2 separate regions of the Homo sapiens genome follow, and region 1 is linked to region 2. The links are chromatin contacts, found by Hi-C or POLR2A ChIA-PET in ENCODE. All regions are on one chromosome and are shown on one strand. The core of a region is the stretch at or near the end of the contact, and the rest is flanking DNA. Distances in the headings are between cores, read along the strand shown.

Evidence for each region. A loop is a pair of places that touch in the nucleus more often than their neighbours do. ChIA-PET counts read pairs that join two places held with the same protein, here RNA polymerase II (POLR2A). Pooled maps may share reads with other maps.
Region 1: a map of PC-3 shows a loop between it and region 2 (8-fold over the local background). The contact joins two enhancer-like sites. A Hi-C loop is called at or near these places in 4 of 168 maps with a recorded cell type or tissue (PC-3, colonic mucosa, head of caudate nucleus and 1 more) and 4 of 50 pooled maps. POLR2A ChIA-PET finds 5 or more read pairs at or near these places in 2 of 52 experiments (H1 and activated CD4-positive, alpha-beta T cell).

What each region holds. Positions count from the first base shown.
Region 1 is chr17:72,337,171-72,341,097 of GRCh38, reverse strand. No RefSeq gene overlaps it. Among named protein-coding and RNA genes, the nearest start is that of LINC02003, 3.7 kb to the left of the region's middle. Within about 2 kb of position 1,562, at least 14 of the 41 ENCODE cell types and tissues checked have a DNase peak (open chromatin) inside an H3K27ac peak, as active enhancers do; they include PC-3, where a contact is called at or near this core.
Region 2 is chr17:72,268,074-72,272,210 of GRCh38, reverse strand. No RefSeq gene overlaps it. Among named protein-coding and RNA genes, the nearest start is that of LINC02003, 73 kb to the left of the region's middle. Within about 2 kb of position 1,530, at least 2 of the 41 ENCODE cell types and tissues checked have a DNase peak (open chromatin) inside an H3K27ac peak, as active enhancers do; they include PC-3, where a contact is called at or near this core.

The DNA.
Region 1 (3,927 bases), core at 313-2,812, 69 kb before region 2:
GCAGATGAATGTAACTTCCAAGATGAAGTAACCGGATGTCTGTCAACTCAGAAAACAAGGTATGCGTTTGTCCCCTGTGGGGTGGTGACGTGAACCTCTCTGGAGTCCTGTGGCTCCTCTTCATTCTGCCTTGGCCTAATTTCTCTGCTTTAGAGTAAACGCAGCTCCTCTGAGTGCCAGGAATGGAGGTGATCTCGGGCAGCCTTCTAATCCATCCTCCTCCCATCTAAACTGAAAAGTGGATATTAATCCAAGATTTCCACAATCCGTCACCTCAGAATCCACACGCCCAAAACCAAAGTCATAATTTCTGAAACTATCTCCTACCACCCCCTAAAGTTCCTGTGTTTGCCCCAAGAACTACTATTTTTATCCAAGCCAAAACATGTAAAGTCATTTTTGATTACTCTCCGTATGTCAGTCTCTAAGAGTCACCAAGAACAGTTCATGTTTCCTTCCAAGTATGTCATTGCAGTCATCCTTTCCACTGTCCCACTTTTCTAATTCAAGCCATTTCTTTCAAATTCCAGCTTAAATGCCTTCTCTTCCATGAAGACTTCCTTGATCACTCCTGTCTTTACAGATGAACGGCTAACTGGAATACCAACAGAATAAACAGACTTTAGTCCTGCCATCTGCCCTGGCCCATGCAGCCTGGCATTGTTTAGGGGATCATACCTGGCTTCCCACCCAGGCCACATGACTCTAGAGGGCAAGACTTAGTAAGGTCACGTAGTAGGAGCTCAATATAATTTATTGGTTAGACAAGAGGAAACCACTTCTTCTCTTGACAAGCCATGTTGGTATTTTACCTTCTTCCTTTTATAGATATACCCTCCCAAACACCTGCCCTGAATGCCTACCATTTAATTTAAGCTAGCTTTTCTCTCTCTTTCCTAGTCTAATTTCTTACATGTTCTTGTCCTTTAAGATATTGATGAAACTCTACCTAAACTCCACCTTTAGAGTTTAATTATTCTCCCAGTAAGTAGTTGATTCTCTTAGTTGATTTAAAAGGCAGGACAGTCCAAGGTTTAAGGGTGTGGATTCTGGAGCCAGACCACCTAGATCCAGGGGGTCTAATATGGTAACAACTAGCCACATGCACCACGTAAATTTAAATATAGTTAAATAAAATTTAAAATTCACTTCCTCAGTTACACCAGTGACTTTTCAAGGACTTAATAGCCACATGTAGCAGTGGTGACCCCACTGGAAAGCATAGCCATGGGACATGTCTATCACTGCAGAAAGTCCTAATGCAGAGCACAGGCTAGATCCACTGTGTGTGCAACCTTAAGCAGAAATACCGTATTTGACTTTCTGGGCCAATTTCCTCATGATTCCTACCTCGTTGAGTTGTTCAAGCCTTAAATGAGTGAATACACATAAAATACTTGGAATATGTCTAGTGCATAACCACCACTCACTCATAGTTAGTTGTTACATTCTGCACAAGCTTGTGTTCTAGCTATCAATTCATCTCTGTGACCTCATCATGGGTCTGTCTTGCATTTTTTGGTAACAGCATTCTCAGGGCCTTCTGCCAAGGGCCCGCTTTGATCTCCCTTAAAGGACAGCATTATCTGACCAGAGGTATTCATGGGGCCCACCTTCCTACTCAGTCCCATACACATTTCTTTATAAAGCCATCAGCGCCCCCTTAGAAGTAAGAAGTGCTCCGTGTGGGAGCTGGGGAGGGGCTGTGAGGTTGGCAGTGAGCCCCTGTGGCTTTCAGGATGGGCTCCTTGTCTTGGTCACCACCAGGCCATGGAAGCTCTGTTTTCTCCCCGGGACCCGGGGCAGCGAGTAGAGAAGCTGGAATGATGTTTAATCAGCCTGGGCATTCCTCACTGGTGACCTAATGAGCCGGCATGACTAAATGACCATTAGACGGAATGTTTGTGTGAACTGCAATAGAAAAGTTCCTCTCAACTTCCTGAAAAGGAAGATAATATATCTAAATAGCTTCCTGTCTCTTTGCTGCCAAGCAGCAGCCGCAGCAGCAAAATAGATTCTGCAGCAGGGAAATATTTAGCACATTGGGTGTGCTCAGCCCCTCTCTGTTTGGAAGGGTGAACCCAGCAGGGAAGTGAGTGGGGCAGGAGACATTCCCAGATGCTTGTGATGTTTGGAGAGATGATTGACGATTTGTTTCTGGGGTGGAGATTAGGAAGACACAGGCCAGGTATAGAGGGTATTGAGGAGCATAGGACAGAGATGGGGTAACCTTTCAGGATCTTGTTGCTCACCTTGATGTGGTGTTGTCAGGGCCTGGAGCAATCTTTGCTTTGGTTCTTAGAAACCTCGGTTCATGTTTTAGCAGGAAAGGGAAGGACAGACTGCTTCCTGCCTGCCAGATTGCTTCCAAGCCCCTATGCATGTCTCTTTGGAAGACCTTGCCATTGCTGTTAAAAATATGCTTAGGGGCTTTGTTTTGAATGGAAACTGCTACTTTACGCAGTCAAACCACAAAACACAATCCAGAAAATCCCATCTTCCATTTGCCATGGCTCAAGAGGGAGGAGGAAGCACGAGGTGTGCCTGTCTGTGCTGCCCTGGCTGGCAGTGTCCCTGAGGACCAGCTCTTGCAGACTTAGCCAGGTACCTGTGGGCTCAGCTTTGCTAGGACTGTCCCAGGTGTGGGCCCTTCTCTCCACACCCCTCCCCAGACCTCATTTATCCCTTTCTCTAACCACAGGCTACACCAAGCCCTATTAGCAGCTGTTCTTGGGATCCAGACCAGAGATTGGCAAACTTTTTCTTAAAGGGCCAGGAAGCAAAAAAATCCTAGGCTTTGTAGGCCAAGAGGCAAAGTTAAGGCTATTAGGGAGGTACTTATATAATCATTTTAAAATAAAAGAACGCTTTTTAGTTAGAGGGCCATGCAAAAGTGGGCAGTGGGCTGGATTTGGCCTGTGGGCCGTAGTTTGCTGACCCATGATATAGGCTGTAGACTGATGAACAATTTCTGTTTCATGGATGGGAAATATTCATTGAGAAGTTACTATGTACTGGATGCTGTACTGAATGCTGGGACATAGATGAAAAACAAAACAAAACAGTGGAACACAGGCTGTGTCTTTTCTAATTGCTCGCTTTCTCATGGGATGGTAGATTTATTAAGAGGTTGCTTCAATACTAGATTGTAGGTAAGTTCAGGGGCACACATGTTCAGAGGGATGGGGTTGGAGAGGAGTGTGTAGCCCAGCTACAGCATGTGGGGTGTGTGTGCGTGCAAGAGAGCGAGGAAGTGAGCAAGCAAGAGCTTGCCATATGTGGCTATTTCAACTTCAATGAAGTAAACTCGAATTAAAAATTCAGTGCTCGGTTGTACCAGCGACACTTCAAATGCTCAGTTGCCATGTGCAGCTAGTGGCAGCCATAATGGAAAGAGAAGGGGAGAGAAAGAGAGAAAAAAAGAGAGATGACGAGAGGGGAACATGGTATAACAAGAGAGGGGAAGATGGGATGACAGAAGAGGGGGAAGATGGGATGACAGGAAGGGGGAAGATGGGATGACAGGAGAGGGGAAGATGGGATGACAGGAGGGGGGAAGATGGGATGACTGCAGAGGGGAAGATGGGATGACAGGAGGAGGAAGATGGGATGACAGGAGAGGGGAAACAGGCTTTCTAGCTCAGAGCTCAGAAGATTCCCTATTCTTTAGGTCCCTTGAGATTGATCAGGAATTTTCTTGGCCAAGGCAAGGCAACCAGAAGGGCAGGGATTCCAGGCAGAAGGCATGACATAGGCAAAGATACCAAAGTTGAAAGTGCATGGAATTCTGGGAGCAAAAAACGCCAGCCAAGGAAGAGCAGGAGATGAGACTGGAGAGTAGGCAGGAAGGCAGAGCACCAGGTCTGCCTGTATTTGTTATTCTCTGGTGGAAGAGGTCACTAGGGGACTCGGCATCCATTGCCCTTG
Region 2 (4,137 bases), core at 281-2,780:
CTTGGCCTCCTGAAGTGCTAGGATTAGAGGCATGAGCCACCACGCCCGGCCTGAAATATAAACTTAATTCTCTTATTGAGTATAATCAAGACAGGGTATTCTTTTCCAAAGATAAAACGCCAGAAAAGTTACAACTTCTGTAGATGTGTGTCTTACATTTACAATAGACAGGTGCCAGAAATCCATGTGTATAGGAAAAGTTTGAAGTTGGTGAATTTTAATTATATTTGGTGAAATTGTCAAAGGAAATTCTTGATGATTTCTCTGTAAAGTGCTCTATTTCTTCAAATGTTTCTGTTACTGAGATTTTTCTGCCTTTGGTTGGCTTGGAATTGAGTGTCCCCATAGCTTAGAACAAACAAAAAGTGAACTGGGCCTAGGGAAAAATCTGAGTAAGCAAAAAAGATCTTTGGCCTCAATCTCTTCTTTTGAGATTTACTTAGCATATTTGGGATATGTGGATACCCTTTCTCCTGGTCTTTAAAATTGCTTAGGTCATATTTTTTCTTTAGAAATAAAATGCTTTTGTCAGGAATTCTTCATTTTTCTTTCTTTTTTTTTTTTTTGGAGACAGCATCTTGAGGGCAGTGCCACCATCGGAGCTCACTGCAGCCTTGAACTCCCAGGCTCAAGCAATCCTTCCCACCTCAGCCTCCTGAGTAGCTGAGACGACAGGAGTGCGCCACTATGCCTGACTATTTATTTATTTATTTTTATAGAGATGGAGTCTCACTATTTTGCCCAGGCTGTTCTTGAACTCCTGGGCTCAAGTGATCTTCCCACCTCGGCCTCCCAAAGTGCTGGGATTATAGGCATGAGCCACCACGCCTGGCCTATTTTTCATATTTTGGAAGCATCTATGGCGCAGAGACAGCTAAGAAACAAAGAGTTTCTATAATTACCTTTAAAAAGCATTTTGACCCCTATTTTTTGAGACACTCGACTTCTTTGCCAGCTCTGATAATAAACCCCGTTTTTGACATTCAGGGAGCAACTCAACAGGAAGAGGAAGCAGGAACTAACCAGAAGAAGACTGTGGGGATACTGAATGCAGAGGGAATAAATCCATTGTAGGTGGCCCAGGACCTTCTGACTCCAGGTTTGAGTCAACATGGAACTCCCAGGATGCTCCTCACTTAAGGAACTAGTGGCACTTGTTCTTTTGTGGGGAGAGGGGATAAAGAAGAGGGAAAACCTTCTCCTCTGGTCCTTCCTAGGCTCTAACCGATTTTAATATAACTCCATTCCTGGCACTATGGTCCTGGAAGCCAAAAGTGAACTCTTTTCTACTTTGATCCTTAGGGAAATTGGAGCAAATCAAGTTGCTTATTTAAAAAAAAAAATGTCAAGGGTGAGATTCCCTAGGGTGCGGTGTGAGGATTGTACTGGAAAAGGAGGAACACAGTCCAAGCAAACACTGCTGAGAAAGTCTTCCAGCTGGTTGGGTTCCTAATAGTTTCTCTGGGCAAAGGGGAGATCCACTGTCAGATAAAAAGCAACTCATCACCCTCTGAGCAGCAGCTGGGCAAACGGCCAGGCTGGGGAGAACAATGATTTCCTCGCTCTTAAATTTGATGATTAGTTCATATTTATTGGAAGCCTGTGATGCATTTAGCCTTGCAGCCAACGTGCAGAAGGAGGCAGCCCGATGGGATTCATTTTTTCCTATTCAGTTTTTCCAGTTTTCATCAACTGAGTCAGCATCTCCCTAGTTAAGAGGTGTTGAGCTGAATCTCATCTGATCCGCCTATAGCTACTAAAATGGCTCTTAATGCCTTCCCTCTGATTCAAGCCCCCAGATCAAACTGGCCTATGCATATCCACCCTCCCCAACAGCTCCACCCTTTCCTGCATCTCCATCAATGAGATGAAATGGCCTATTTCACTTAAAATACCTCCATGATTGTGGGTTTCTCATTACTGCCTGTAAACAGACCTCTCTAGTGTTTAACACGTTACTTTAATTAGCTTTAGGGATAGAAGGAAAAAGAGAGGGTATCAGGGTCGGGGGACAGGTTTTCCTTTTTGTTTTTGTTTTGTTTTGTTTTGTTTTGTTTTTTTGAGACAGAGTTTCGCTCTTGTTGCCCAGGCTGGAGTGCAATGGCGCAATCTCGACTCACTGCAACCTCCGCCTCCTGGGTTCAAGCGATTCTCCTGCCTCAGCCTCCTGAGTACCTGGGATTACATGCGCATGCCACCATGCCCGGCTAATTTTTGTAATTTTAGTAAAGATGGGGTTTCACCATGTTAGCCAGGCTGGTCTTGAACTCCTGACCTCAGGTGATCCGCCCACCTCAGCCTCCCAGAATGCTGGGATTACAAGCCTGAGCCATTGCACCCAGCCTGTTTTTATTATTTATTGAGTGTTACTGTCTGTTGGACTCCATGTTGTGTAAATTCTCTTGCTCACTCCTCACAGCTTCTTTATGAGATAGACCATCTTATTGACTCAATTATACAAATGTGGAAACTGAGGCCGAGAAAGCCTCCATGGTTCCTGGGAGGAACCACTCTGGTACTGCCTCTGTGGCTTCGGGTCCTAGCCACAACTTGGTGTCCCGAAAGGTCAAAAGCCAGGGGAGAAGTACTAAGGGGTACCTTTGGTGTTTGTTTAAGAAAAGAACTGGGGAAACTGATCATAAAGCTCAGGTTTATAGAAATGTTTATAAGGCCAGGTCTGACATGCAAGGCATCCTGAAGCTTGAGCATCCATTTAAAGCATGCATGCTTATGTTTGAATTTGCTCCTGAGACCAAATTGTGGCTCTCTTATGTTCAAATTGCACTTTTCACCAGTGCATTAAAACACCAGTTGCTGATAAACTCAGCCCAGATGCTCCCAGGAGAAGAGCTGCTTGTTCACTTGTTGAAGAAGCTAGTAGGCCGTCTGGAGGTTGGGCAGTCTTACCTGGTCAGATGTGTTGGTGACTCTCCCTGGGGATTACTGGTTCTGGTGGTCTCTGAGGTTGACCCTAATGCGAATTGTTTCATCTCCTCTATTTTGCCCATTAGATGAGCTCTGGATGAAATGATTTGAATATGAATAAGCGCTACAGGGGGTTTGCAAATGACGCCAAGATTTTTGCAATCCATTGCTGTTTTTCCTTCTGGGGATAAAGTGGGTGGTGGTTTACAGCCAGGTGCAGTGTAGTTTATAGACTGCCAGTAGTAGTGGAGGCCAAGAGTAGAGGGAGCTGATAATAACAAACAGTATCCTCTGGGGAATTTCATGGATGGTTCATGGATGTCCCTGAGAAAGTCAAAGTAAAATGTAATTAAATCAAGTTTCCAAATAAAACACTCTGGGCCCAGAAGAGATTCATGATCTCGGAAGATTAATTAAACACATTGCTGGGTCCTGGGTTAGTACTGGGCATTCAGGGGGATCTGAAGGGAAAGTTTGATCCTGGTGGAGTGATTTCTCTTTTTCAGAAGAATTAGAATCCTGGGTTAGGGCAGCTGCTGAATGATCTGGAGGGAGTTACGATTGCCCAGAGGGTCATTTCGAGGTAAGCCCTTCCAAAAGAGCACTTCAGTGCAAGATGCAAGCATCATTAGGTTGAAATCAAGAGCGTAAGCCAGCCAGACCCCAGATGCTCTGGGATTCTAGTGGGCTAGCCAAGCAAGCGCATTTTCCCCTGCTCTGTGTCCCAGGAAGCTGGGCTGTCAGGACACTATCTAGAGGCTGCGTTGCCCCTGGGCTTCCAGTGGGGCTCAGCCAATGACAGTGAGGGGAGGAAAGTGAGGTAAGGATATTTCATTCCCCGAACCCCATCTTTCAGGAAGACCTTGTGCTGGCTGCATCTCGCCAGAGTTCACAGCTACTGTGGAGCTGCATCATTCTTCCTCTAAGATCTTGTCCCTTCAGGCCTGGATAATGATAGTCCCCACTGTTTCTGGTCCTAGGGTACTGCACTGTTCCCTTCTACTTCTCGACATCTTGCCCACTCATTTGTAAGTAGTTCCTTTATTAAACTCTCCTGAAGTTACTCAATATAAGGGTGCCATCTGTTCCTACCTAAACCCTGAATGATACAAAAGTAGCTACTAATAGGATCCCCATTTCACAGGCAAGGAAACTGCAGTGTAGAGAGATTGAACAACTTGCCAGGGGGCCATACCTTGTAAAAGGCCAAAT